Regions from separate parts of the Mus musculus genome. Here all the other regions are linked to region 6. The links are chromatin loops, found by intact Hi-C in ENCODE. Cell type or tissue: left cerebral cortex. All regions are shown on one strand. Region 1 has its middle 77 kb from the start of 0610025J13Rik. Region 2 holds the start of 0610025J13Rik (a long non-coding RNA gene). Region 3 overlaps Nfia (nuclear factor I/A). Region 4 overlaps E130114P18Rik (RIKEN cDNA E130114P18 gene). Region 5 overlaps Nfia (nuclear factor I/A). Region 6 overlaps Gm38709 (a long non-coding RNA gene). Region 7 overlaps Nfia (nuclear factor I/A).

Region 1 (4,000 bases), 470 kb before region 6:
CTGACTTCTATAACGATACCTATGAGTCAAGTTCCTGATGCTTCTAATAAGGGGATGACCAGCAGACTTCTTTGAGTATAGTATCTACCATTTTAAGACAGCAGGAGAATCTTCCATTCCCTATCTTCCCCCTTTTCTATCCAATAAACCCCCCAAAGCACTGCATGCAGTGTATGCATGGACTCCACTTCTGTGGAGAGACCGTGGCCCTTCAGCTGTTCTGACTAAAAGGAAAATTCTGCCCCTGGAGAGGCCTGTTTTTCCTTAACTTTCATGTAGCCTCTTTTAACCCTGACTTAACACATGCAACAGAAATAAATCTTAAAATAAATGTGTTCTGGGGGCGGGAGAGATGGCTCAGCGGTTAGGAGCACTGATTGCTTTTCCGGAGATCCTGAGTTCAAATCCCAGTAACCTCATGGTGGCTCACGACCATCCGTAATGAGATCTGATGCCTTCTTCTGGTGTGTCTGAAGACAGCAACAGTGCACTTAGCATAGAATAAATAAATAAATCTTTAAAAAAAATTGTGTTCGCTTCTGAGTTCTACCATAGCACCAGGCACACGTAGCTGTGCTTTACCTAATATTAAGGCTGCTGTTTCTCACTTAAGGCTAAGTGGAATATTTAATCTAAAGACGTCTGAATGTGTTGTCATTCGGAGACCAGTCCTTACAGTAGTTGTTTAGACCCAGCACATCGGAGTGTACCTTAAGCCAGTATCAGTGGGATACTTACACAAATGTGAGAGTTGGGCCCCATGACACGTAGGGAAATGCTGTGCACGTGAAGGCAGAGATTGGAGCCATGTTTCTGTAAGACAAGGCACAGCTAAAACTGACAGCAAAACAGCAGCTAGGCTGAGAGGCGAACACTCTCTCTGACAACACCAGCTCCCCACTAAGGCATGGTCTGCCCAGGCTGCTCTGAGAAAGCAGCAAACACATTTGTAGTCTGTTTGTGGGCATTCCACACAGGAGATAGACCAGCCAAATCTTTCCGTGACCACTGCTAAAAGGTCTGGCTTTGGCCGTGAGAGGTTATACTTATGTATTTCATCCTTTTATAACTGGAGCACTATTGAAAAATAAGTACTGTACCCATATACATGGTACAGGAAAGCAAGCAAGAAAACTCTGCTGAGAGTGCCTCAAGCCAGTATACAGCATACTGATATCAAGGATTACAACTATGGTTTTATGTAATTGGCTGCTTCCCCCTAACCTAGGCTTCTCTGCTTCTTCCTTGGAACTCACAGTCAGGGAGACACTGGCCCGGGCAGTCCTTCCTGTACTTGCTTGGGAATGTTTAGACAAGTTTCCAAAGTACAGTCCTAGATGGAAGGAAGAAAGTTACAACTTCCAGTGAGTTGTCCCGATTCCAGGGTGTGACACAGAATCCACCAAGTCTCACTGTGGTTTGGAAGGTTACGTTACTAAGTGGAACCAACAGAACCCAAAGGAAACATATGTGTTTCAGTACCAGATTCTCTTCACTTCCCGGACACTTTGCCCCCTCCCCCCTTCTGTCTCTCTCTCTCCCTCCCCTCTCACCACACACACACACACACACACACACACACACACACACACACACACACACACACACACTTTCTCATTCTGCAACCCTGGGGGAGAGAAGGCAGCTGTAGAAGCCAAAAAAACCTCCCCAGCCCTAATTAAACCCTCCAAGTCTCCAGGCAACGCAGCTAAGGAAAAACATCATTTCCAAGCTGAAGACCCCCAGCCCCCAGTCCCAGCAAAGGAAACAGGTCGTTTGGTTTAATCAGCCTACGTGCACATTCTCTCTCCCCAGGTTGCCAAGACCGAGCCTGTACCTAGCAGAGGTATTTGTGTAATCAAAGCTTCTGGAACGTTCCCTGCCAAGGCTACCAAAGTGAATAGGCTCCTGAGGTAAAAATGTTCCCCTGCTGGGGACGGCGCCCTTGAAGTCTACATCAAAATCAAGAAAGGGTCACAGCTGTTGCGGCACCCCACAGCGGAAAACTTGCAAGAGATCCCAGCCTGCATCACTGCGCTTCAGGTCGGCAGGAAACAGGCTCTATTTGCTTCTGAGAAGGGGGGCGGGGAGGGTGGGTGGGAAGACAGAGAGGGGGGAGGGACAGGGGTGGAATGGCGGGGGGGGGGGGTTTGGGGGGGGAGGGAGACAGAGAGACACAGAGACAGAAACTAGAGAAAGAGAGAGAAATTGAGAGAGAAAAAGAGACAGAGACAGATTGATTTTCAAAAAAGCTTCCATCATCAGTATCCTCTGAGATGGAAGAGACCCGCCCTGCATCCAAGCACCCCCTCCAATCTAGTCAACCTGTACTGCATATTGGCTGAGAGCCACTAGGTGGCAGCAGATTAACTCTTCGGATGCCAGAATGGGCTCTGAGTTGAGTCTGGTCCAAGTAAAGGGAAAATGATGGCCTCTTTTCTCCCCAATATTCTTAGCAAACGTTCTGCAAGGAGGGCTTTCTGGTGACCGCCTTGCATGGCGGCTGGAGTCAGGGTGGGACGCAATTGTGTGTGCTATAGGTTTCATGACTTGCCTCATGGTTCCAGGACTAAAAATGCTTTAGGAAATTTATGCATGTTCAAAGTATAATAACATGTGAATCCATTCCATTTTCCAGACCAGGTCCCTTGCCCTATGGGAACTACCAAGGGCAAGATGGCATTAAAAAAATAAATGGAGTTCTTGTAGCTGGCCACCTTGCAGGACGCAGGGATAGTTAGTTTGCTGCAGACAAGTTGGAAAGACTTGAGTAAGTTAGAGAAGATGGAGTTCCACAAAACTTTGATGATGCGGGTTTTATGCTTTTTAGAGTGAGTGATGGCCTACAATGTGGGAGCTATCGGAAGGAAACCTAGCCAGCAGGCCTAGAAATACTTGCTGCTTAGACCACAAGGAAACAAATCTTTCTCTGGGGCATTCTGGCCTCTGCAAAGCATTCCCCTGCATCCCACCTATTAAATTTCTGCCACAAATATAAAAATACAGTGGTGGTGATTGGAACAGGGGCCAGAAAGGTGAAAGAAATTTACTTCAGGAGGCAAGAGAGAGCTACCAGCCACAGGAGGAATAAAGTCAGGAGGGAGTGGCAGCAGCTGGGATGAAAAGTTGTGCTTATGTATGAAGGGTTTGGGAGACCACAGACAGCAGAGGAGGAGGAGGGAGAGGAGGAAGAGGAGGAGGAGGAGGAAGAGAAGGAGGAGGAGGAGGAAGAGGAGGAGGAGGAGGAGGGAGAGGAGGAGGAAGAGGAGGGAGAGGAGGAGGAAGAGGAGGAGGGAGAGGAGGAGGAAGAGGAGGAGGGAGAGGAGGAGGAAGAGGAGGAGGGAGAGGAGGAGGAGGGAGATGAGGAGGAGGAGGAAGAGGAGGAAGAAGAGGAGGAGGAAGAAGAGGAGGAGGAGGGAGATGAGGAGGAAGAGGGAGAGGAGGAGGAGGAAGAGGAGGAGGAGGAAGAAGAGGAGGAGGAAGAAGAGGAGGAGGAAAAAGAGGAGGAGGGAGATGAGGAGGAGGAGGAGGGAGAGGAGGAGGAGGGAGAGGAGGAAGAGGAGGAGGAGGAGGAGGGAAATCAGTAGGAGGGATTCACAATGTGGGCGATCTATAGGACTCAGGTGGAGTGAAAGACAACTTGAAGAGGTTTGGCTGGGCATTTGGGATCTCTCTGATATATTTCAAGAGAGTTTAGCAAAGATGAAAATGGTCTCAACAATTTTTATTCTTTGGCCTCAAGGCTGCCTAAGACCAAGGCTGCATGGGTGGCAAAACTGACTCTCTTCGCTCTCCTTAGCTGTCTAGGTGGTAGGGCACTGACTCTAATCTCAATCTCTTTTCAACATAAAAATCTCTTTTAGTGGACACACAAATAAAACTAAGGTCACCGCTCAAACACACCCTTGCCCAATCCAAATTCTAGACACCTCATGGTTAGCATGGCTGTTTGGAGACTGTGGACTTTTGCTTAGGGTTATGCAATTATACATTTCATTGT
Region 2 (4,000 bases), 550 kb before region 6:
TTCTGTGGGCTGTTTTATTGTGGTGTCCTTAATCCTTCTTGCTCCTACAATCCTTCCTCTCTCCTCTTCCACAGGATTCCCGAGTTCCAGCTAATGTTTGGCTGTGCAGTTTTAGATTTCTAAATAGAGTTTGTCAACACTCAGATACTGCATTTGGGGCTAAACAATTATTATTATTTTTTTCGTGGTGAGCTGCATTGTTTATCTAATGTGGTTGGCAGTTACTCTTTCCTCTACTTACTAGGGGCTTGTAACACCTTCTGCCTACATTTGTAGCCACTAAACCCAGCCCCACACATTGCAATTTGTCTCTGGGATGTCAGACTGACCTCCAGTTGAGAACCAGTCCCACTGAGTCCCTCCGTGAAACAGTGGAGGTGTGACCATGGCTGGATCTAGGAATATGCTTATGAAAAAGAAACAGGTAATTCATATCATGCCTTCACTAGCTGTCAATAGAAGCATGGGACCCACTCTGGAGCTTTGCACTGGAGATGGGGAAGTGAATGGAGGCAGTGCAGGGTGAGCAACTTATCCTATCACGTTAAGGTTAGGAGCCGGAGTCAATCAGGAGTTCGAGTAGGTAGGCTCCTCACCACTGGGGACTGAACCAGAGCTGAGCCTCTCAAACTCTCTGAGCTTCAACTATTTCATTCAGGATAAAATGAAAACAGGATAAAAATGGAAAGCCTCATAGTCCTTCTGTGAAGACAGATGAGATTCTATACATCATGTAGTTAGCCCAGAGCCTGGAATGTAGAATGTACTTAACAATCACGCATGGCTACCATTGCCATCACGATCAACAGTTAGGATGTGTTTCTATCCTCACAGTGATGTGATTTCCACTTGGTCAGTGGGTTGTGGTCTGAATCTGCAGCTTTGGATCCCAGCCTTCCCAGAATCATAGTCACCTGACAAAACGAAGTCAGAACCTTATGCTGGAAGGACCCTTTATATTATAGACTCTGGGTGTTAATTTCTACAGCAAAAGTTCTACTTCAACTGACTGATACTATCTTCACGTCTAGCTGTCATTGGGAAACTCAATAGCTGCATTATTGCACATCTTGGAGTAGTAGAGGTGCTATAGGATCAATACTGGATATCAACGTGTGTTGATTCAAAGAAAATGCACCTGCCTGCAGTTCACTAACACACAATCTCCAAGACTCCTTTAGGCTCTAAGAAATAGACTCTTACCTTTAGACCAGTTGGCATTAGCTTGGAGCAACACTTGATTTTTGGAACGAAAGTGTATGAGCAGCTGCTTTGGCTGAGAGAAGAAATCTGGGACAGAAGCTCAGGGATCAACCATAGGTAGTTGGTGGAGCCAGCTACCTCCTTTAGCCAGTCGGCTAAGAATATGTGTCAGGGCAGGCTAGCTTACAGAAAGATGAAATGATTCTCTTTCCTTACAAAATAAATACCAAACACGTCAATAAAATGTAGGTCTGAACTAGGTCTATGACCAGCAAACTGACATAGGAAAAAGCACTTAACGTTCAGGAACCCGTCTTTACGCAACTGTAAAGGGAGGCTATGGGATGAATTTGGCAGTTGTACATTACTGCTGCACACATTGGAGAGGGGATACACACAGTTATTGTAGACTTTACTAGCCACCAACAAAATGTCTGACAAACATAAATATATCTGAAAGTTGTTGTTGTTGTTGTTTTTTTTAAATAGGTTGGTTCATTCATTCATATGTTCATTCACGCTACTGTTGTGGGAGCACACACTCTTCGCTGAGCGTATACTGGGATCACAGACTGCCTTCGTCCTCAGGTTGGGTTTACATAAAGCAGTTAGATCAACTCCTAGGGCAGAGCACTTAGACAGGAGTTTCTGAGCTGGGTAGGCTAAGACGGGTGGCCTTTGTTGGAAATGCTGTTGCTAGTGGCTGGGACCAGGTCCAGCCAGCTCACAGCAGCTTGCTTTGGGGTCGCACTGACGCTTGCCTGGTCGCCGGTAGGTGGCGGCAGACGCCCTGGCGGAAGGCGTTGCGCTGCGCCCCGCTGGCTTGGCTCCGCCCGCCGGGTCCGATGCTTCGCGCTCCGCCTCCGGAGCAGCCGAGTGCGTCTGAGGCGATCCCGTGCCAGGCTTGGGGACGCTGCCAGGTTTCTCTCAAATCTTGGCCTAACAAAGGGAAGCAAATTACAAAAATGGAAATTTTCAAACTAGCGTTCAGTTGTATTGAAATCGACGTTTGTGTAGCACGCAGGCACAGACCACATTCATGCTATTTTGTGATTAAAACGATACCAAAAATACCTCCTTGCTTTAGTTTTCATCTTCTAAAACGGCCTCTTCCCCTTTTCTAATTGCTGCTTTACTTTGGGGGAGCAGCGAGCCCCCGGCCACCGTAGAATTGCTAACATTTGCATCAGGACAGTTGAAATCTGGCCCGGGCTGCTATTCTCTCTGTCGTCCCCACCCCAGTCTTTCCTCCTCCCCGTCTCTTAGACTCCGCTGTTTCTCTCGTTCTGTCCTCCCCCCAACCCCCCTTCCTCCTTTTCTTTGGGAGTTGAACTTTAACCCAACCTTGTGTGTCCTTTCAGCCTAGGGGAGTACAGATAAAGACATTGCTAGGCACTGTACGGGGAAGTTTTGTGTCTTGTGTACTCGGTTTCAAGTCTTAGGACAGCGCGTAAATCCTCAGGGCTCCTCTTGATTCAAGCAGCAAAACCTGACCATGGCCTCACCAAAGCTCTGGTTACCTTGCTCTCCCATTAAAAAACAAAAACCAAACCAAAACAAAAAAAACCCCAATGATTTTGAAGCGGCTCTTGAGCTGGCTCTTGAATGGATTTTACTTAACATGAAGTTGTATAGAGCCCGACTGTGTCCTCTTGGCTTGTTTTTGCAGTTGCTAGACAGGCCCAGTCCCCAGTGGGCTTGTGTGAAAGGCGCCCTCCTCCCACCCCCAGCTCTCCGCACCATTTCTTTCCTTGGAAGCTTTGACTGTCTCCTTCCGCAGCAGCTGTGTCTGCAGTGCCTGGAGACAGGTGGGGGAGTAGCCTCCCGCTGAACCTGCCAATTCCCTCTCCAAGGACTGTCTGAATAGCTATTAAAAATTAAAGGACACGCACACGTACACACACACACACACACACACACACACACACACACACACACACACACACACGCTTTCGTTCTTTGTTTTCTGGTGGAGGTCACTGTCACACCAGAGCAATGGTACTGCTTTGCCGACTGAGATTAAATTCTACAGTCCTTCTCTTGTCGGCACTCACCAGCCCACAAGAACCCATTGCCACATCTTTTGGGCCCTCTAGAAGATCTGAGTTCTAGGAGTGGTCAAGTGCCCACTTGCAATGGATCTGGAGAGAGAGGTGCTCCCAACCCCAGGAGATAAACACAGAGCTCATGAGACCATGGTTGCAGTTAGGGATCCCTTGTTTATCTGTATTTGAGTCTCAAAACTAGAACTTTCTAGGGCAGGTGTTGAGTATCCTCTGCACACTGGTAAGAGTTTAACAGGTTCCAGAAGAGAACCGGAAGTCACATTTTCGTTCCCAGCCTGGATTCAGGACCTTCTGCTCTTCCCTGGGGGCTTGACCCTCAGTACCCAGCTACCTCTCTGCTTTTCCCAGGGCTGTTGCCCGCTCTTAGAATTCCTCCTCCTCCTCTTCTCTGATTAGCAAACGTTTGGTCTCTTTAAAGACGTCTTTCAAACACACCCTCTCCAGTCTTTCATGGCTGTGCCTGTGCTTGGGTACCTCTGTAGTCAGTAATCCTGCCTTAAGTTAAATGGGACAAAGTTGCTTGACATACCTGCTGTGCTGTGCTGTGCTGTGCTGATCTCTCTCTCCCTCTCCCTTCCTCCCTCTCCCTTTCTCCACCCCTCCTCTCCACTCCCTACCTCCCTCTCTTTTCCTCTCTCTCCTTCCCCCAATCTCCACTCTCCTTTCCTTTCTCTTCCCCCTTCTCTCCCTTCCTCCCCTTTATCCCCTGAGAGAATATATTCTTTGCTCAG
Region 3 (4,000 bases), 230 kb before region 6:
AGCCAGGACTTACTTTAAATATTTTGTATTAAATAATTATAACCTACGAAGAAAACACAGGCAAGAGGCACTGCAAATATTGACCAGAGTCCCACAGCTATTAAATTTCAAATGTTCACCCCTATTATAAATCCTGAACTATTTCCTGGCATCCTACAGGCATGTGTGTGTTTGATAGTCTGTGTTAACCACACACTATGTAGGTAGAAGTTACTTAGAAAAGATTAGCAGTAGATGGACCTAGAGAAACAGGGACCATGACAACAAGTTAGTATGCATATCAAAGTATAGTGTGTGTTTCTTTTTCCAAGATCCAGTGTCTATCATAAGAGTGCTCATGAGTCTGGGAAATTTAGCAGACCCTTCAGTTGAGGATAGAGATAAATGGCCCAAACCCAGCCATGAGCAGCTCTAACCAGGACTGGCAGGAGTATGTATATACCAAAGAGCACAGGGCACACATGCACAGTGCTACCCAGTGTCAAAAGCACACTCCCTCTGACCTAAGTGTGACCTACACAGTAGCTCACACACACTGCTCAGGACATATATTCAACACAGGGCACACATATATCTCATGGTCGGATGGGACCAGCTATGGATAAAGTAGCCTGTGGGTGGGGGTGTCCTCTTAGTAGCTCATCGTCTTTTGGTTGGTGAGGAAGGGAAGGGATAGACATCAAGGTTAGCCACCCAAATGTGAATGGTAGAAACCCTAGTGCAGCTGGTCCACTCCATTTGCTTCCTGCTTTACTGTTCAAACACTCACCCCAAATGAATCAAGGAAATAAAAATTGTATGACAAAGCATTCTTTGGAAATAATTCAACTTCAACATTTATTTTAAAATTGTATTGAATTGAACTGGGAGGAAATCTGTTAGTTAAGCCAGATAGACTGATTTTTTTTCCCTTTTCTATGAGTGTGGCAACATTTATTATTTCCTCTCTGTGTGGGGGCTTGATTAAAACTAGAAAATGAAACATATCCCATGGTGTAATACATTTAGAATGAAGTGACTTAGACTCGAAAAAAACCTTAAGGGACCGATTAGAATTTTCTATTATATGGCTTACTTAACAGATTTTCTTTAGAAGCTGCATTTTGGACATAGAGAAGATTTTTTTTAAAAAGGCCATCCAACCTATTGTCTACTACACACCAGACCTTCCTTCCAGAGGGGTTGATTCTGGCTTCTATGCATAAGATGTGTGATGTTCATTTTAAAATTACTAGTAGAGCCTGCTATTGACCATCTAATTATGCCGAGTTCCATTTATAAACATAGCTAACCACTAAGTTTATGGAGACTTTTTGTGCTGCTTTAATAGGATATTGATCGAGAGCATAGTTTGAGTGGCCTGCCATTGAATTGTGTAATGCCAAACAAAGGCAAGGTCACAGTGACGGTCCGGGCTGGGCTGCAGTGGACGTTTTATTATCGTCTTTTTGTTTCTTCCTTTAATGCTGAAGTCTAAATGGTTTCTTGCTTAAGAGTATAAATTGTATAAAAAATTAATTTCTGTACCATGATCATTGTTACTGTGTGTGTTAACAGAGGAGAGAGCCAGCAGGCTGCCTGCTCAGACTAGGAAGTTTTTAAGTCATCCTCCTCCAATAAAGGTAGAAAGAACCGCCACTATTTAAGTGGTAACCCTCAAAAGATGCCCCCTCCCCGGGACTTCTCATCTGAGGCCTGCTTCTTCATTAGTCTTTCCAGATAAGGACAATTTGTATTTTCAAGTTTGAGCTTAGCCCTACCAATGTCTCATTTTCTTACTGTGCCTCTCTTAGCTGAGTTAATTTTGCCCCAGAACTTCTTTCTACACGTCAGGTTAGACTAGATTCATTGGTTCTTACAAAACTGCTGGTCAGAAATCCTAAGTGCCTGCGTATGGGCGCTGGAAGCCATACCAAGGACTTGAAAAAGAAGTTCAGAACAAACTGCATTCGGAACTCCCATGATGATTCCTGTGTGAGAATCTCAGCAGTGCACGTTCCCAAGGCAGAAAACAGCCGCTAGGGTGCCACCTCATGCCAGGCTGAGGCACAGGCCCGTTCCATTCACTGCCACTCTCCATTGACAAACAACTTGGGAACCCCGAAGTCCATCGGGTAGCCAGGCTTTGTGGCAGAGCCAGGGCAATTCATCTGCTGGACTTTAATAGATTCTGCAGCCATGTAGCAGGAACTCAGCACAGGCTGAGCAGCTGAGAGTGGTTTTCACACCCAAAGACTCTAAGGCCAGCCACAGTGTACTGAGAATCCTGGCTTTGCAGAATTCCAGGGCTGTGAAGTCATCCCGAGCCACGAAGTTTACTTAACCCTTGCAGCCAGTTTGGGTGTAACAAACCACGCTGGCAATCGGAACAGGCCGGAGCAGAGGCACAATGGCCTGTGTGTGTATCTGTGGTCTTTTTACTCTTTCCCACGGAAGCCTTTAAGGTTTCAGAATCTCTCCAGCAACTTCAAGGAAAACACTCAGCACTTTAGAAGGAAATGAGCAGGAGTGGAGTTTGGGACAGAACTTTTTGAGTTCACACCAGGAGGGACATTTGGCAGCCTCAGAGCACGTACTTTGAGGAAACGTTGGCACAAAATAAACAAGAGTGGGTTTGACAGAGAGCCCTTGAAGCAGGGACGTTCAGCAGCCAGCAGAATGGGCTCTCCTTGGCAGCTCAGGGGAGGGGCCTATCTGGAAATGCCTGTAGTAGAGGGCTTTGTGTAGTGAAGCACCTCTCAACAGATGGCTCCTGTCTCCTCCTTCATGGGATTATGCTAAAACAACCTCAGGGATTCGGAACCCCAGGCGCTCCTGGGAGCCTCTCCCCTGTACTGAATTCTTCTTTTTCTCTGGCCCAGGGTGCAGTGGTCTGTGTTTTCTCCCTCTCGTGGAACAAGGTAATAAATAACTAGAAGTGCTTTCAGATGGTCCTGCCACGTGTGGAGATGGGCCACAGAACAAATCCATACTCTCAGCGCCAGCGTCTCCGTTGCTACAGTTCACAAACATTAGATGATAAAGGCAGAAATTAAAGGGTGCTGGCGGGAGGCAAGGGTGAGGGAGTTTGTGACTTCCTGCAGCTCTCCTGGGCCAGAGTCCCTAGTCCAGCAGTTCCTAGCATCTGCTCCAGGCATTTATTGTCAAGCAGCCTGGCTGTCTAGTCTAACTCTCACCTAGGAACTCGTGAGACTGAGCTGCTCTGTCATTGCCACCACTGTGGAGATGATACTCTCCCAGGCAAAGACATGAGAGTAGTTATTTAACTTGACTCTTCGTTTGCAAATACTGAAACAGCTCCCCCTACCCCATCACAGTGAGAACCTCACTGGACTCCTGGGGGAAGTAAATATTTTTACTATCACATGTAGAAGGCTAGCACTATGTATCTGGAAAGAGAAACAGTTTAAGACAAGGGTATCGTTTCTGAGTAATATGGAGTCTCCACACTGTATGGGGTCACAACTAGTTGTGATTGTGGTAAGGTCATAGACTCAACTTCTTTATGCAGTTCGGATGGTGTGTTGTGCTGGGTATTTTTGTCATCCTAACACAAACTATGAAGCTGGAAGTTATGGGGCTGAAGGGTTGCCTCCATCAGATTGGCCCGTGGGCATATCAGTAGGGCATTTTATTGATTAATGATTGATGTGGGTGGGCCATGCTCACCATGAGAGGTATCAATCACTCCTGGGTAAGTATTCCTGGATGGTCTAAGAAAGCAGGCTGAGCAAGGCAGTAAGCAGCACTCCTCTGTGCCCTCTGCTTCAGTTCCTGCTTTGGCTTTTTTTGATGATACAATGTGACCTGTAAGCTAATAAGCCCTTTCTTCTCAAGTTGTTTTTGGTCAGTGTTTCATCACGGGAACAGAAACCTAACTAGAGCCTATGCCTTTGAGAAAGGCTTTCTGGTCGAAGGACAGAGCTTGGGAATCCCTGTTGCAATAGGCAAGGCAAGCTATAAAAATAAACCTTGACAAACTTAGATTAAAGGTCTACAA
Region 4 (4,000 bases), 190 kb after region 6:
AAATTTACATCAGAATTATTTGTAACTGGTAGGTCTAAAATTCTATGGTGTGCAATTGCCCTTAAGGGAACTAAAATTTTGATTTATTTCCTGTGGTATTTCCTACATCTTCTCTAAAGAGCTTGTAGATTTCTCACCCCTTATTCAAAGCAAAAATCAAGAGGCACTGAAGTCCCGAGAAACTTCTTTTCAGTATGCAGCCTAAACAGCAGCGTGTGAGCTTTCTGTATTGTTTATCTTGAGTCAAATGCATTGCTAAGTGTTCCCACCACTTTTATACACTATATTCCCTGTGGTAAAACATCTGCAAAATAATTTTAGATGAAGAGCAACTTCCAAGTAAACTTTACAGAAAAGAAATTACAGTTTTCCAAACTAGGAAAGAGAGAGAGAGAAAGAACGCGCTTGCTCTAGAGAAGCCTTTGGTGATATTTGCAAGAAATAAAAAAGATGACAGGATTTACCATTAACAGTCTATAAAATCTAGGACCGCCTAAGTACAGTAAGGGAAAAGAATGTTTTTCCCGAGAGCAGGTCCCCCCCCCCTTTTTTTCAAGCTTACAACTTAGCGTAGAAAATAATTGCCAATCTAATCAGTAAATTCATTTGTAGTGCTTAACAAGCTGTGTGAATCGAAGCAATATGACCATCTCATACAAGCAAACCTTGTTCTTGCTGGCAGAAAGTCTAATGGGAAAATAAATGCCTTGAATACGCTCAGGGTCGTAAGAGATAGAGGACTGCGAATCTCATTAGCCAAAAGCGCTCTGTGATACTGTTCTGTAGCCACTGGTAAAGTTTCAGACGTCTAGGTAAGAAATTACGAGAGAAAATAGACAAGTACACACATACCCACAACTACTTTTACTCAAGTCCTTGGAATGGACATACTGAGTCCCAGGCAGCAGCCGAATAGAATCCTGCAGTAGCTCACTTTTAAAAGTCTCAGTCTTCCGAATTCCTACGCCTTGCCAAAAGGATAGCACCATTTGTCCAGGAAGGGAGAGTGCTTTTTTCTGTAGATCGTACAGTGAACCATGCCCTGTTTTGAAATCCCAGTCCTCAGACTCCCCCTACAACATCACACACACTCTCCTTTTCTTAAACTGATATCTATGTGAAACGAGCTGAAGTTCACGGTCCAGTTAGGAACGGATAATACATTCATTGTCCTGGAAGCAAACTTTTTTTTTTTCTCACTCCCTGGATGAATTCACGCTTGCTGTAAGAATAATAATTACGGAAAACTAGGAATGCGGTGCTAACGAATTAATCCTTAACGGACACCACCCTAACGAGGACAGCAATGATTCTGGGACTCTCTTCCTCACAGGACAAGCGTCTCCTGTGACAATGAGCTATTGTCCATCCTCCCACTTCACCCCAACCCTTAGAGATCCCAGAAGTCAAAGGTTGTCTGGCCTGGTTGACCATGACATGTGAGTTAACTCGTTCTGCAGCTACAAGTTAGGAGTTCCTGAAACTTTCTTGTGCCCAGAGAAATGGAAAGAAAGGGTGTGTGGGTCCGTTCCACTCGAAGTTGGTGGTTCTTAGAGATGGAAGGTCTGCTCCGATATAAACAGATATGGAAAAGTTAGATGTCAGAGCTCTGGTCCCCTGAGGAAAATGACGAATGGAGCCTTAGAGTACTCTCACAGGTGACTTAAAGCATTCCAATTACTGGGACATGAAAGGGTTCTCACAGGCAGGGCTTGCATGCACCAGTCCAAGGTTTGATATGCATCCCTAGTAAAATCTCACAGCCAAGGAGAACCATGGACCCCATAGTTCTCAAAAATCAAAAGTGAGGAGGGTGTGAAGCTAGACAGAAGACGCGAAACCCAAGGGGCAGGGCAAACAGCTCTTTTTCTTTTAATCTGCAGACATCCATAGCTAAAATACAGAATTCCACCTTAAAACTTTGACAGTCTTAAAAATGTTTTTAATATTAAAAAAAAAAAACCCACACCAAATACCGTCCCATGGAAAACAAGGGCAAGCATTACTGGGAACTCCAGTTGCACAGTGGCAGAGAGAGGGAGGGTGGTAAGAGCAAGCAGTGCGAGGCAGCCTCACTGAAGAGTGTAAAAAATCAAATGTGAGTTTGATGAATGTGAGGTCTGGGACATTTTGTCAAAGAGGGAGGGAAAGTAGAAAAGGGGGGGGGGAGGAAAAAAAAAAGGCAGTCCCGGCTGCCAACTCACCATCCACCAAGTTCTGGCCGAGATGTCGTAGCAAAGCTGCCATTTGATGGAGCCGTCGGAAGCTTTCCCTGCCATTACGCTGTCAGCAAGCTTCATCTGATGCTAACTCACGGGAGATAAGACACCTAATTGAGAAAACATTTGCAGTGGCATGTGGGGCAACATGTAGTCCGGTCCATACCATATGGAATCATGGGTAAAAAAAAAATCTCCTTGACAATGAACCAATCTCTCCCAGACCCAGTGGCAAGGTGAAGTGGAGATGAGGAGTCTGCTGCTAGAACTGTCTTCCCTTCTCTCTCTTTAAAACAAGAGCCCACTGCTACACATCAAAGGGAGGTGGTTAAAATTAGGGCTTCATCACTCAGATGATTTTGGTCTGCAAGGTTTTTCCTTTCCTTCCAACAACCCCCCCCCCCCTTGCTTTTTTTTTTTTTAAGGAGAATAAAGAGATTTAATAGGACAAAGGCAGGTAGTGGACTGCGGAGGGAGATCGCCACAGGCTATTAGCCTAAAATTTCTGCCTGACAGATGGAACTGCTTAGAGACTATCATGCAACGTTTGGGGCTTTTTTTTCCCTCCCCCCAACTCAGACTCTAAGTCTGATTCAGTATCTGTCTTTCACAGCCACCCTCCTCAAGATTGTGAACTGCGCATTTTAGAAAGTGTTTGTTGCTTAGGTTTTGCTGTGCTACACATCTCCCTTGGAAGCAAAGCAAAGAGTCTAAAACTAAATCTGGGAATAACCGAACAGGTTTTCCAAGGAGAAAAAAAAAAAAAGATTCCAGGGGAAAATTATTTCTCTTTTTATACCTTGTTTGTGGTTTTGGTTGTTATTGTTGTTGTGTATTTTTAAAATTTTTAATTAATTCATTAGTTAATTTGGTTATGAAAGAACCTAAATACAGGACGCCAGCCTCAGAGTCCCTTGCTTTCTGGTTCAGTTGGCACTGTGTTTCGTTGTGTTTTCATGGGAGTAAAGTAGTACATTGCTGGCGCGGTGTGCGTTCTAGCCAACACTAGCCTATATAACTACATTTTTTTATTCGATGCCGTAGAAATGAATTCTGGACATCTTCAATCTTTATTAATAAAGTAAGCAGTCTTTTATCAATTCATTTTACACAGTTGCAGTTAAGTTTGATATAAGAGTCTATTCAATCAGGAAAATTTAACTCTGATTTCCATACTGTAACCCAGTCATCTTATTTATAGGAATTTACTTTAAGTTATGCCAAAAATTTTTTTGGCCTGAAAAAAATGTAATAATATGGATCTATCTATAAGAAATACTAGAAAAATGTTTTGTTTTGTTTTTTTTTTTAAATGGGAAGAAGTCTAGACAGCTACTGAATTCAAGCCACTTACTGAAGACTAACAGGGAACAGGAAGTGACCAGAATATTCTCTTTGGTCACTTGTGTTTGGTAGCTGCCATTCCTGAGAGCTGGGCTGGGCTGGGACTGCAGAGAACACCTGTGTGAGAGTGACACTGAAAACTCTTAGTGAGTTTTGTTTTGTAGCTGAGCAACCTTTGGGTCCCCAAGTTCCCACTGGTGACTGTCTACAGTTCTGTACCCAGAGGCCTCTATGTGGGTACCTCAGGGCGTGGGAGAATTGATTACTATTTCTCGAAGGGAGCAACTGCGATCATTGACGAGTTGTGGTTTTAACATTTCATCTAGCTAATGAATTTTTCCTAGGCATAGTTTCAACCTAATTATGCTTTGGTAGTTTTGGTTCAGGTCTTTAAGTTGCAAAGAGGTTACCTTGGTTTTTTTTTCTTTCTTTGTATT
Region 5 (4,000 bases), 330 kb before region 6:
AGTCTAATTAAAATGCAGGTGTAGTGCTGGGTGTAGTGGCTCGTGGGTAGCTCTTGGCTAGTATGAGCAAGGCCCACAGTGATCCAGTGCACAAAAACAAAAAGCATTCAATATTGTAAAACTATTTTGAAAGTTGCTCTTTTAACCATGGGATCAGAATTTACCTTGGGAGTTCATGTGGTCGAGGGATGACAGTAAATCCCAAGCCACTGAAATTTATCTTATTCCTCTGACATTAAAATTCATTGCCTTTGTGGGCTTTGCCAATGCTTTGCATATATCTTACCAGGTGCCGTCTTTCTGGTCACATGGCAGGTTTTGTAACCCTGTAGTGAGCCAATTAGAAGAGGGCAAGGAACCTGGCTATCTTATTAGTACCTAGCTTAATGCCTGGGAGGGCTCAAGAAAGACAAGCAAATTCGATGGAGTGGCTGAAGTGTGAGCTTGGGGCTGCAGCAAATAGCTATTTCCATGACTTTCTCAATATATTTCTCAGTGAGGTGTAGGTGCTAAGGACAGGTGCTAAATGTACAAACACAACATTCTGTAGGTGGCCCATGATAGCAGTTAAAACAGAAAGGTCTGGTGGAAAACTCACTGGTGACCTGGGAGGGGGTGGGGGGTGGGAAGTCAGACTGGCCTCTCCCCTTGCTCCTCATGATGGGTGCAAATCCTTTCTTCCCTCCCCTCCTCTCCCCTCCCCTCCCCTCCTCTCCCCTCTTCTCCCCTCCTCTCCCCTCCTCTCCCCTCCCCTCCCCTCTCCTCCCCTCCCCTCCTCTTTCTTTCTCTTTCTCTCTCTCTCTCTCTCTCTCTCTCTTTCTCTCTTTCTCTCTTTCTCTCTTTTTTTCTTTCCGAGACAGGGTTTCTCTGTATAGACCTGGCTGTCCTGGAACTCACTTCATAGACAAGGCTGGCCTTGAACTCAGAAATCCACCTGCCTCTGCCTCCCAAGTGCTGGGATTAAAGGCATTCGCCACCACTGCCCGGCCAGGTGCAAATCCTTTCAATGGCATATATTTAAAATTCTTTTCTTAGAAAAGATACATAATAAAATAAGATGGCACCTTATGAAGCACCATTGTGTTCATGGGGAAATGAAACCACTGTAGTTCTCGTTCATGTTTCTGTCTACTCAATGTGCCCTTGGAGCTTTCTGCCAGCTGTGGAGCCAGTCTTATGTCCCTTTCAGAAACATTCTTTGTCAACACAGAGAGTTCGCTTAACAAAATGAGCAACTATAGACCAATCTCAAAACTCAAGTGAGGCTAAAAATTGTATGACTTTTTTTTTTTTTTTTTGCCAACTTTCTTCTAAGTATTCTGAAGAATTCAGTATTTTCATCAGAAAACCTACCAGCTTCGAGGCTGTGAGTTCTGCATTGAAAACATCACCAGGGTTTGAGTCAGTCGGAACTGATTCCGGAGGTGAGGGCTAAAGCTCACTCTTGTCGGGGAGATTCAATTAGGGGAAAGTCGGGACTCCTTTGATCCCAGGGATAAATAGCTAAGTGATAGCTCCATGGAGGCATGGTGTAAAATTTCCTGGTCACACAAGGTACCTTTGATTTCCAAAGGCGCTTATAACAAAACAAAACAAAACAAAAACTCCTAGCTCAAACCACAAAACTACTCATCCTGTAGACTTTTACTCTCTGACCATGCGCTTCGGAGAACCCAATAAAGCTGCTTATATCTGGAAAAGAAATCACCCTGGCAAGTATGCATGGCCTAAATCTAAGTGGACAAAAGAAAGATCAGTAAGAAGGAAAGGGGAGGGAAGCAGACCGCAAACCGTGTCTGCGTTAAGTTTCTCCTGATCTCTGACGCAGATCCACTTTCCATATCTGCTCTTATACAGAACAGTCTCAAACTGAGTGGTAAGTGCTGTTCCCAATCTGTTTGCATGCTTTCTAAGGCAGTTGTGAAATTCTGGACTTCTTCAGTGTGGCAGTCCTGAAGCAAAGGCCTGGGACCTGGCGAGTCACCAGGGGGAGCAGTTTTCCGTCCCGTAGTTTCTGCATTCAGGACATTACAAAAATCAGCAGTGCCCTGTACATACTTCTGCTAAAAAGCAAAGCAAAGCAAAGCAAAGCAAAGCAAAGCAAAGCAAAGCAAAGCAAAGCAAAGCAAAGCAAAGCAAAGCAAAGCAAAGCAAAGCAAAGCAAAGCAAAGCAAAGCAAAGCAAAGCAAAGAAAAAAAAAGTTTCTTCACACATCTTACTATTCAGTGTGTGCCTCGCCCACAAGGTTACCCCAGAGCAGCTCTGTAACCCTTCACTGAAATAGGCTTTATTGATTGCTCTGGGCTATTGTTCTCTTTTCAAGTCCCCCAAGTTCAAGTTCATCCTGGTGTTACATCATGTCTGGTTGCTCTTAGCAACCAGACAGACCCAGACGTGACTATCATTAGCAAGAAACCCGCCACTCTCCTCCCACCAACCTTCCAGTGGCTCTGACGTAGCAGGCCCACTGCAAACACACTGAAGTATTTATTCTGCCTAATTTATGACCTACCCAGCAAGCTAGACCCCCGCTCCAAAAACCAACACTGTTGTATATTTAATTAATCTGTCTTTCTTTGGCATTTGAGAAAGTTAGACAAAGGACTAATTATTGTGTTTCGCTCTCCACACTTTTCTTTTGGGGGGTGAATATTTGCCTGGGAAAGAAAACGATGAGGCCCCGCATTGGCCCCTCCCCTTTTTCTTTCTGCCCTTTTGACATTTCATGAAATACTTTAGCTGCTTAAGGGAGTTAGAAAAAAAAAAAAAAAAGAAAGAAAGAAAGAAAAAAAAACCGCACTGTGAATGTTACTCCTTCTGAGTTGGTATTCAGTAACACAAATCAACTCACGACATGTTTAAATTTAAATGCTAACCACACGCTCTCAGAGTTACTTTAAAGGTTAGTTTTTAATCAATAGAAGTTGCTGACTCTGGGTTTTTGAGCTGCACACTGCAACTCCCGGGCTTTTGTCTAATGTTAAAGCTTGGGAACTTTTTTTTCCTTGAGATGATTTTAGCAATGATTTGCAGATACTGGGGCTATTGTGCTCCTACCAGCAACATGTCAATAGAGGAGCTGAGCTGCCCTGTGGTGGGCTGTCAATATGACTCCTAAGGCAGGGGTTGGGGGTCTTTAATAACCCGTGAAAAAACCTTAATTAACCCTTTCAGGTCCAAACCAAAACCTATTCTCCCACTTTTCACTCCTGTAATTTGACCATTAGTACTTATTTCAACATCTCACTAATCTTCATGACAATTAACCCAGCTACTTGACCAAGGGCTTCCAGAATGGGAAGTCAGTTAGGGGGAACCACACACGAACTTCTCTCTCTCTCTCTCTCTCTTTCTTTCTCTCTTTCTTTCTTTCTTTCTTTCTTTCTGTTTTTTTGAATGAGGTCTCTTAGTAAACGATCTGCAGAAATATAGTAGAGAAACAGTTGTAAGCAATAAGAAATTACTCCATTTTGCCAAGTTTTCTATCTGTCAGTTTGTAGTTGAAGACACTGGTGGTGACAGGTGTGACAACCGCCCACACAGAGGTGCTCCTGGATTTTCCTAAACTTCTGAGAACTGCCAATCGCCTCAGCCGGGTAAGGCAATAGGAGGAAAGGCTCCTTTGCTGTGGCATTTCCCTTTAATCTCGTTACTTGAAAACGCAGCAAGTCTGAGAGCACTCACTAAAGGAGGATTCGGCATCTTTCTTCTTGGGACAGGAGAACAGAGAGCGAGAGGGATCTGAGAAAATCTGGGAAATACTTGGATTGAATCAAGTCATTGGGAAGATACTGACACGAGAAGCAAAACTCATCTGTGGAGGGAGAGTCAGGAAATCATCCTCACGTCTGACATCTGCTTGGGTTTCATATGGCCTCTGCCTTCATACTTTATAGGCCCTTAATCTGCCCTACTGTATCCAGGCGACTACAAAGGAATCCCTGTCCCTTATCTGCCGAGAGTGGCAATATTACAGTACTGCATCAGAGGATGTTATCTT
Region 6 (4,000 bases):
GAGGAGAGTCATGAGCGAACGCTCTTCTCTCCCAGAACCCAGGAGCTGGTGGGTTTAAACACAAACGCCCAAAAAAGTTCTGTCACGTCAGAAACAACAGTGGTTTAGCTGGGACATTTTTCTGTATACTGAGAAGGAAAACTGTGAAAGGGTTGCCCCCTTAGGAAAGAGATATGTTTGTATCCCCAAATGGGAGCCCAGGACTAACATCTGAGTCCCTGTTCCCCAGACACACTCTTCAAGGGTGCGTCTTTGTGGATCCCAACTTTTCCCTTCCCCAGGTAATAGTTCTCAAGATGGAAAAGAGCTTCCTGCAATTATTTTAGGTTTGCTAAAGTATTGTTTTGGCAGAAGGGGGGGGGGTGGTTTTAGGGTTTGGCACATTGCCAACAAGCCTGCTCTTCCAGCTTTCTTTTTCTTCTGTCCTTCCCTCCTTCCTTCCCTCTTTCTTTTCTTTCTTTCTTTCTCTCTTTCTTTCTCTCTTTCTTTCTTTCTTTCTTTCTTTCTTCCTTAAAAAAAAAAAAACTCAACACTTTCTCTCTAGACTCTCTTTTCTTCTAGAGGGGGAAAAAGTATACCTGTCTCCTCCAAACTCTCATTTTCTCCTCCTCCTCTCCCTCCTGAAGTTTTGCAGCCTTCTGTATTTACCTACCCTTCTTTAAAACTCCCCAGATTCCGACGCTGGCACACAGACTGGGAATCCGCTCCCTGGTGGAGATGACAGGACTAGAGTCTGCAGGCATGCCCACCCGACAGAAGAAAGTGAGGGGGTATGATCACTTTCATTCAGATTTTTTTTTCTAGGTGGGTAAGCCTGCTACTAGAAAAGGCCAAATATAATGTTCTGCTGAGACAGCCGGCAGTCTAAAGTTTGTTTGTTCTCTAGTCCGTTTAGGGCTAATGCTCAAGAATCCATTCTTCTCCCCCTGATTCCCACCCCCTGCTCTTGAATATTCTTGGAATCCATATTATTCCGATTACATATTAAGGATTGAAGGAAAGTAATAGCTTCAACCTTTAGTTAGAACGTCCATTTTCCCAAACTAAGCAACTGCTTTTCCTTGGTTCCTTGTGGCTTTCAGGAAGGAAGAAATGCCCTCCAAGCTAAGAGGAGTTAGAGAAACATTCCTGGCCACGAAACCCTTTGCTGGGATCTATAACTTCAAGACTCTCCAAGTTTCCTCGACAGAAGTTTCTGGCTGAGGGAACCAACATGTAACTGAGGCACAGTGACAAGTTATTGTCCCGTGTGTGTGTGTGTGTGTGTGTGTGTGTGTGTGTGTGTGTGTGCGCGCGCGCGCGCGCGCGCTCTGGGGAAGCTCTCTTCCAAAGTGGATTTTTTTTTTTTTTGGTGTATAGATACACTTCACATCTGCCTCTTTTCAAAACAGCAAAGAATTTTACTTTTGATTCTCAAGGGGATTTTTTTAAATAACTGCCTGTTGCCATGTCTTCTTTTTTTAAATGGGAAAAAGTAATTGAATGCTGATATTTCCACTTTAGAAACTTCTTTTGTTGCAGCAGTGGATGTGCCCGCGATTTCCAGCATTCTGCGGTTAGCAATATTATCTTAAGTAACTTTTGGCGCCCTTCGTAAGACTTTTGGATATGGGACGATTGTTTGCGCCCTCTAGGCAAGGGCTGGATCCAAGTTCAGCACCAAAGCCCTCCACATCCGCTCCTGCTTTCTCTCCTATCTGTGCCAGCTCCCGCTCCCTCCCCCGCTCCGGAGGAGGGTGGAAGGCGGGGGAACACTACAAAGCCCAGTTCCAACTACAGCCTTTGCAAACTAGACTGAGAAAAATACCGTAGAAGAGTTACAGTTACAGAATGGCTTCTGGTAACTTTCTCTCCAACAGGCATAAATTTAAACACACAAAGAAACAGATGTTCCTCAGAGGACAGACCCGGGATAAAAAACATTTCTAACTTTCTCCTGTCTTCTAGGTTGCAAAAGTAAATCCTTGTCTAGAGTTCACAGAGATACTAAGAGAGGGAGAGAAAGGAAGATCTGAGAAAGAGGGGGAAGGGAAGGGGGAGCAAAAGAAGGGAGAAGAGTGTAGGAAACACAGGTGATGTATGAAAACTAGTTTATTGCAATCATATAAATGACCCATTGTTAGGAAGGGTAAATCCTTATTGGAAACATTACTCCAGTCGTTTATTTTGCAAGTGGTAGGAGGCTGCCTTGAAACCGGATTGTCTTTGCAAAAAGGAGGTTCCTGCCATGCTCTCTGCTATCCATATTCTCCCTGGCACAGAGCCCAGCCTTGCATTTACTGTTTTATTTGCAGAAACGTTACCTTGCCAGCTTTAGTGAAATCCTCTTAGATGTATAAATTACGTCAATAAAGTTTCACTTCTACATATATCTGAAATACCTCTCCTTTCTATTTAGTTGGGAAATTGTATTAATGTGATTTAGATTTTAATGCCCAAAGTAGTGAAAATGGGACCAGGATTCCTAAGTGACAATAAATACCATTTGCTCTATAGTTATCACCAAGACTAACTCTTAACTAGTATTTTCCAGCATTTTTCTTCACTTTTTTACTTACTGGTCACTTGTGTGCAGATTTCTCTTACTTGCATATAATCCCAAATTGAATCATGTTGATGCATTGAGCACACAAGTGAGTTTTTCACATCAAGTTTCCGAACAAGGTTTGTCTGGAAGGCCCAAAGCCTCAGGAAATAGTTGGATGAGAACTAAATCCACATTAAAAAGTAAAGAATCCATATTATTTTCCATGTATTACCTACAGAATTGGGGGTGGGGGTTGATAGATTTGAACCAGAGGCTGCAAGTTATATCTCCAAGACAAACTAAGGCAGTTAGTTTCCACCATGCAGATGGCCAGGATTGAACAAGAGGCTAGACTCCAGCTAACAGGAGTCAGTTCTCTCCCACTTATGTACCCGCCAGTAGGGTTGTTGTGGTAACACAAAGAAATGTGATATGCTCCATGCTACTGACCATAATCTGAAACAGTAGAATTCAGGAACATCCAGCCCCTCCCTTCTCCTTTTCAAATCTATAGAACAGTTGTCCATCTACCTATAGTGCGTTCTCTTTCATGGATACATCAAAGACTCTAAAAGAATCAGCGAGAAGTTCTGAAGCACTTAGTGCAGTACCAACTTGAGGCATCTTTCTCAAAGAAGCTAAACCTCTCCTACGAGTTCCCAACTTCCCTGAGTTCTGAGAATAACTAATGCAAGGTTAAATATTACTCTAGCAGAATTTTCCAAAGGAGCAAAGTTAAAAGTCACATAGGAGCCATGCAACCCCCCAACAGCCTCTTTTCTCCTTTAAACTAACAACAACAACCAAAAAAACACCCCTCTTTCCTATTGTAATTGCTAAATCCGGAAGCGCTGGTATCTTTGACAGCTTGAACTATACACCATCCCCTTCAGAACTGCAGAGAACTTCAGATCTCATTTGCCCCGCCCCCTATGGCTATTACGAACCACTGTATGCCCAAGCTTTCTCATGATTGGATAGAACTTCTGTCAATCTCGCAGGTTGTCCCATTGATTAGAGGATCGAATCGTCAATTATTCTCGGGTCCAGACATTTCTTTTCGGGTTAGGTTGACTGCAGAGGCCAGACGTCTTTAACAGAGCAGAGCACGTACAGGATCCCCCTCCCCCTCCCCCCCTTTTCTGGAACGGAGCAAGCGCTAGCAGGAAAAAAAATCTGTTAAGCTCAGCAATTTTTTCAAATCCTGGAAAAAAAAAAGAAAGAAAGAAAGAAAGAGAAACCCGATCTCTCTGCTGCACATAACAAAAACACGATCCACAAAGCTGCATCTTTAAAAGAAAACCATCGCAATAGACATTTACCCAGCAATCACTAAAGTGCATATTCGAGCTAGAAAAATTTTAAAGTCTTAACCATTAAGCATAAACATTCTACCGTTGTTTATATAACACATATCGTATAAATGTAAAATAGAAAGTTTAAGATGTACCACGTACCATTGCAATGTAAAAA
Region 7 (4,000 bases), 130 kb before region 6:
GAACCATTGTGTTTCCTCAGATAGAATGACATCAGCCTCAAATGAGAACAAGCAAACCTTCTTTTGAAGACAAGAAAAAATGTTTAAAAAACATTGCTACAGTTGCCCATGCTTCACCCATACAAATCTCCCCGAAAGATACTATGTAGATAAAAAATTATAAAATGCTATTATAGCAAATATTTATTTTAGGTTAAAATCTTCCAATCAATTCCTCTTCATGGACTTTAATTGCTTTGGGTTGTTTGGGGTTTTTGTTTGTTTGTTTATTTTTGTTTTTTGTTTTTAAATTTCAGAGACAACAGTTCTCTCCACAGCCCAGAAAGGACTCTAACTCTCCACAGCTGAGGTCTGCCTCAAACTCAACATCTTTCAGCTTTCAGTCTCCCATGTGCTGGCATGACAGATATAATGGAATACCCAACGTCGGGAAGTTTTGAGAAACAGTGCAAACTCAAACCAGAGGTGTTCAGTAAAGTCTTTTGCCATGAATCTCAACAATAATAGTCTGTTTCTAAGTAGTAACAACAACTTAATAGAGGAGCAGGGGTAGGGGGCCACTAAACTTCCCTGGTGCTAAGAACAGCAGGGGACAGGAATGGAGACCTTATAAGAAGGGGCTTCAGCGCAATGTGAAATGACCTATGCAGGGCACATTTTCAACACCCTCACCCTGTCCTCTTGATCAGCAAGTGGTGCCACCTTGGAGCATTATTAGAACACCCTTTCACCAACTTGGAATCGTTCCAGTCACTGCTGTCTCCAAGGACACAGTGTGAAGTCCTGAGAGTAAGTCACAGTGGGCCAAGCCACAGTGAGGACCCTGGCTGTGAGGTCAGGTCCCCTCTGGGTGCTCCTGGTACCCAAATGGAGACTGAGCAGACTAGGGGTCAGAATGAGATGGGCAGCAATCAGTAGGGAAAGGATTTCACCACAGAGGCCAAAACAGTGTTTCGTCACCCAAATGCAGATAAAAGACCAAAGGGTACAATTTCTTAAAGTGTGGTTTGGGAGGGTAATAAGGGTTACAAGCCAGAAAGGGCTCTGTGCACAAATAACTGCAGCTACTGCTACGTTAAACCAGGGTCTCAGATCCTTTGACACATAATGTGTATTGAAATGTCTAAGACCCATAAGCATGTCTTTTAAATTTATTTCAGAACACCCCTCCTTCCCCTCTCTCTTTCTCCTCCTCCTCCTCTTCTTCTTCCTTCTCTTCTCCCTCCCCCCCTCCCTCCCTCCCTCCCTCCCTCCCTCCCTCCCTCTCTGCCATTGAGCATAAAAAAAGGCAAAAGTGTGAGAAAAATATTTTGGTTAACATTAACTTAGAGGTCAGATTTAAGTAAATTCTAATTGAGCTAATTTTAATAAAAATATTTAAGAAAAACATTGAAGAGTTAAGTTCAAGCCAACTCACTTAATATCTTTTTAGAAAATTTCATTGAAACCTCTGATTTCCCTAATTTAGACACAATGTCTAATTGCCCTTACTGTTTTATATCTCAGTAAGGAAAATGTGATTTTTCTCAGCACCCAAAGTTCCTTCCTCCCCCATACAGACTTCACCTCAAGCTTTTCTCCTCGTATCAGGCAAGAACCATCTGGAAACTTGGAAGTAGGATCCTAGTTTTCAAACAAGAGGCTTTCTCAAATGGATGGCAACTGCTTAGGATAAAATATAAGGTGAATTTTCCTGGAGCAATTTTTGTGCAGGAAGTTTGAGTTGGTCTCCCTGAAAAGCTTAGAGGCCCTTGGCATAGGCAGCAGAGTTGACCGGGTAAGAAAGGTGAATTTGAGGAGTGGAAATGTGGAGGAGGGATGGGGTAACCAGTGTCTTTCTAAATAAAATTAGTCCTTAAATGTCAAGTGAGAATCACATAATCTTGGAAGGAAAGTTAGATCGAATAACAGCAGTGTCCTACAGACTCTGAAAGTCAGAAACCTGGGAAATCTCTCAATACCATCTGAAATGGTCACCTCATATCCTCAAAATAAGAATGGGCAGCTCTACATGTAACCTCATTTATATGACCAATCTCCTTGTCAAACTTGAAAAAGTACACATGTATTTGTACAGATAAAAGATCAACATCCAAGTCTGTGCCTCCTTCCAGAAGCACAAGGAATAGCACCTTTCACAAAAACACCTTTGGAAAAAATAGTACACGAACAGACTCGGGTTTTAGCAGATTTGCCTGGTACACACGAACACACTCGGGTTCTAACAGATTTGCTTGGTACACACTCATTTGGCTTTCCTTTCTTCCTTTGGACTCTGAGTATTTCCTGCCTCCAACCTCATCTCAGCTAATGGTAATAAAGGATTTGACAGTTCAAAACTCCTGAAGAAAATGTCCTTTAAGTAGGGCAATTTTATTTAACTCAATTAAAAAAAATATTACTGCTAAAAATTCCAGTTACAAAGAAAAATTAAACTGTCCTAAAAATAAACAGTATTTGCTTAAGCAAATACACAGATTTAAAGCATATGGGTAAAAGCAAATGTTAGCGTAAACACACGGCGACATTTTTTTTCTCTTCAGAAAAAAACTCTTCAGAACAGAAACATTAAAAAAAAAAAGTTATTTGGGTTTAAATTGTGAGCCCATTTTAAATAAGTAATCAGCTTTTACTCAAGAAAAACATTTGTGTAGCCCCAGAAATCTGTTTCATTTCTTTGTATATGAAAGTATACGTGAAAAGTACTTTATTAAAAAGTGCCAGAATTAAAATTCCCTCTGTCATTGTAACATATGGGTAATAAGCAAAGGCTCGCTGGGCACAATGGAGAGTGAATTGTGTTCTAAGCCTGATTCCTGAAGTTTTCCTGTCTAACTGAACCACATTTTGAAGTCTTAAAAAACATTATCAACATAGTGAGGCTTTGTCCATACTACATTTTCTAAAATAAGATGCAGCTTTTTACCGGCTTTGTTCAAAAGAACACACTTGAGCAGGTTGGACTGGGCTTGGGCTCAAAGCTCTTCTCCTACACTAAAGGAAGCTACCAGAACACACTCCTGGTAACTCTCACCCCAAGTGGGAAATGAAGTTGCATTTCACAGACGTTTCTAGAATGAAAACAAACAGGTTGTAAACACCCAAGAAGAAGAGAAGAGAAGACGCACAGCCCCCCAGCTGCAAGACCCTCACTAATCGCACAGGAGAAACTTACAAACAACACGTAGATCTCGTTACTTTTTCAGAACTGGAATTGCTTCAATGTTTCACATCATTCCTGTGAGAATGTTCTTTGAAGGTGTTGTTTCCCTTAGCTAAATTTTTCAAAAGAGATATAAAGAAGAACACACCAAACTTTTTACCTTTTTTTGTAACAAAAAAGAGAGCCTGCAGCTTCATTTCTGCAGAAAAAAGTAAAAAAGAACTAAACAAATGATCATTTTAAAACTTCTAGTGGTAGTGTTGGCTATAACTTTCAAAAAAGTATCTGGTTTTAGGGAATATTTTGAATAAAAATGTTGTACTGTGTTCAGAAGGCTTTTAAAGCCTAAAGACCAAATGTTCAGTTTTAACAAACCAACAATGTCTGTTCATTTTGCCCAAATCTTTTCAGCTTAAATATTCACAATGTGCCATTATTACCGAATCATTATCTGCCTTTCGCTCTGACAACACCATCATACGGGCTATGAAAGGCTCCTTTCTTCTCATGATTAGTCCCTAAAACATTTCCTCATCTTACAGAGCTTTTCAACTTCCCAGAATGCATTGCTCAATTACAGTGCTGAAATTAACTGTATGCCACTCTTATTTATTGAGAAAAGAATAATCAAGTACTCTGAGCCATGTCATCGGTTGCCCACAATTTTATATCAAATTTCAAGTAATAAAAAATTAACCCTTTCAGGCTGCCATTTTTTAACACATTGTTTGGTGAAGCTTAATTTGGGGATAAATAAATTCTAGGTGTCTATGAGAAATTATCCTTAAGATACAAACGTTTAGAAGGTTTTTGGTTTGGTTTGGTTTTTTTTGTTTT

What was found. Hi-C counts contacts between places; a loop is a spot of excess contacts. Peaks named below come from ENCODE experiments on the same cell type or tissue, not always from the same donor. Only the 100,000 strongest peaks of a DNase experiment are listed, where the experiment ranks them.
Region 1: it touches region 6 in a loop (2.9-fold over the local background); 4 of 42 quality-filtered maps call a loop at or near these places.
Region 2: a loop joins it to region 6, with 3 times the contacts of the local background. A loop is called at or near these places in 9 of 42 quality-filtered maps.
Region 3: it touches region 6 in a loop (2.4-fold over the local background); 13 of 42 quality-filtered maps call a loop at or near these places.
Region 4: a loop joins it to region 6, with 2.1 times the contacts of the local background. A loop is called at or near these places in 2 of 42 quality-filtered maps.
Region 5: a loop joins it to region 6, with 4 times the contacts of the local background. A loop is called at or near these places in 11 of 42 quality-filtered maps.
Region 7: a loop joins it to region 6, with 5 times the contacts of the local background. A loop is called at or near these places in 12 of 42 quality-filtered maps.

Annotation. Positions count from the first base shown.
Region 1 is chr4:98,242,060-98,246,059 of GRCm38, reverse strand. It overlaps the pseudogene Gm12691. Among named protein-coding and RNA genes, the nearest start is that of 0610025J13Rik, 77 kb to the left of the region's middle. In left cerebral cortex, a CTCF peak has its summit at 2,356 (motif pointing right); DNase peaks (open chromatin) are centred at 930, 1,304, 1,934 and 2,366; H3K4me3 peaks cover 681 bases; H3K27ac peaks cover 1,340 bases.
Region 2 is chr4:98,320,451-98,324,450 of GRCm38, reverse strand. 0610025J13Rik (a long non-coding RNA gene) reads right to left here and starts at 3,095. Exons shown (of 3, transcript XR_376450.3): 1 at 2,944-3,095; 2 at 1,204-2,142. In left cerebral cortex, CTCF peaks have their summits at 1,776 and 1,977 (motif pointing right); DNase peaks (open chromatin) are centred at 2,047, 2,952 and 3,305; H3K4me3 peaks cover 1,212 bases; H3K27ac peaks cover 918 bases.
Region 3 is chr4:98,002,586-98,006,585 of GRCm38, reverse strand. The region is part of intron 4 of Nfia (nuclear factor I/A); the gene reads right to left. Among named protein-coding and RNA genes, the nearest start is that of Gm34218, 19 kb to the left of the region's middle. In left cerebral cortex, CTCF peaks have their summits at 2,019 and 3,310; DNase peaks (open chromatin) are centred at 2,083 and 2,631; H3K27ac peaks cover 1,284 bases.
Region 4 is chr4:97,580,277-97,584,276 of GRCm38, reverse strand. The region is part of intron 1 of E130114P18Rik (RIKEN cDNA E130114P18 gene); the gene reads left to right. It also overlaps a transcript of Nfia not described here. Among named protein-coding and RNA genes, the nearest start is that of E130114P18Rik, 2.3 kb to the left of the region's middle. In left cerebral cortex, no CTCF peak of the experiment used is centred here; DNase peaks (open chromatin) are centred at 931, 1,492 and 2,280; H3K4me3 peaks cover 2,070 bases; H3K27ac peaks cover 3,529 bases.
Region 5 is chr4:98,107,200-98,111,199 of GRCm38, reverse strand. All of the region lies in intron 10 of Nfia (nuclear factor I/A), which reads right to left. Among named protein-coding and RNA genes, the nearest start is that of Gm34784, 17 kb to the left of the region's middle. In left cerebral cortex, a CTCF peak has its summit at 1,987 (motif pointing right); DNase peaks (open chromatin) are centred at 1,980 and 2,400; H3K27ac peaks cover 663 bases.
Region 6 is chr4:97,772,896-97,776,895 of GRCm38, reverse strand. Gm38709 (a long non-coding RNA gene) reads left to right here. Exons shown (of 5, transcript XR_003955232.1): 2 at 673-770; 3 at 1,083-4,000. It also overlaps a transcript of Nfia not described here. Among named protein-coding and RNA genes, the nearest start is that of Gm38709, 2.5 kb to the left of the region's middle. In left cerebral cortex, CTCF peaks have their summits at 721 and 1,616; DNase peaks (open chromatin) are centred at 821, 1,706, 2,262 and 3,524; H3K4me3 peaks cover 2,165 bases; H3K27ac peaks cover 2,692 bases.
Region 7 is chr4:97,905,708-97,909,707 of GRCm38, reverse strand. The region is part of intron 2 of Nfia (nuclear factor I/A); the gene reads right to left. Among named protein-coding and RNA genes, the nearest start is that of Gm40208, 30 kb to the left of the region's middle. In left cerebral cortex, no CTCF peak of the experiment used is centred here; DNase peaks (open chromatin) are centred at 715 and 1,643; H3K27ac peaks cover 2,842 bases.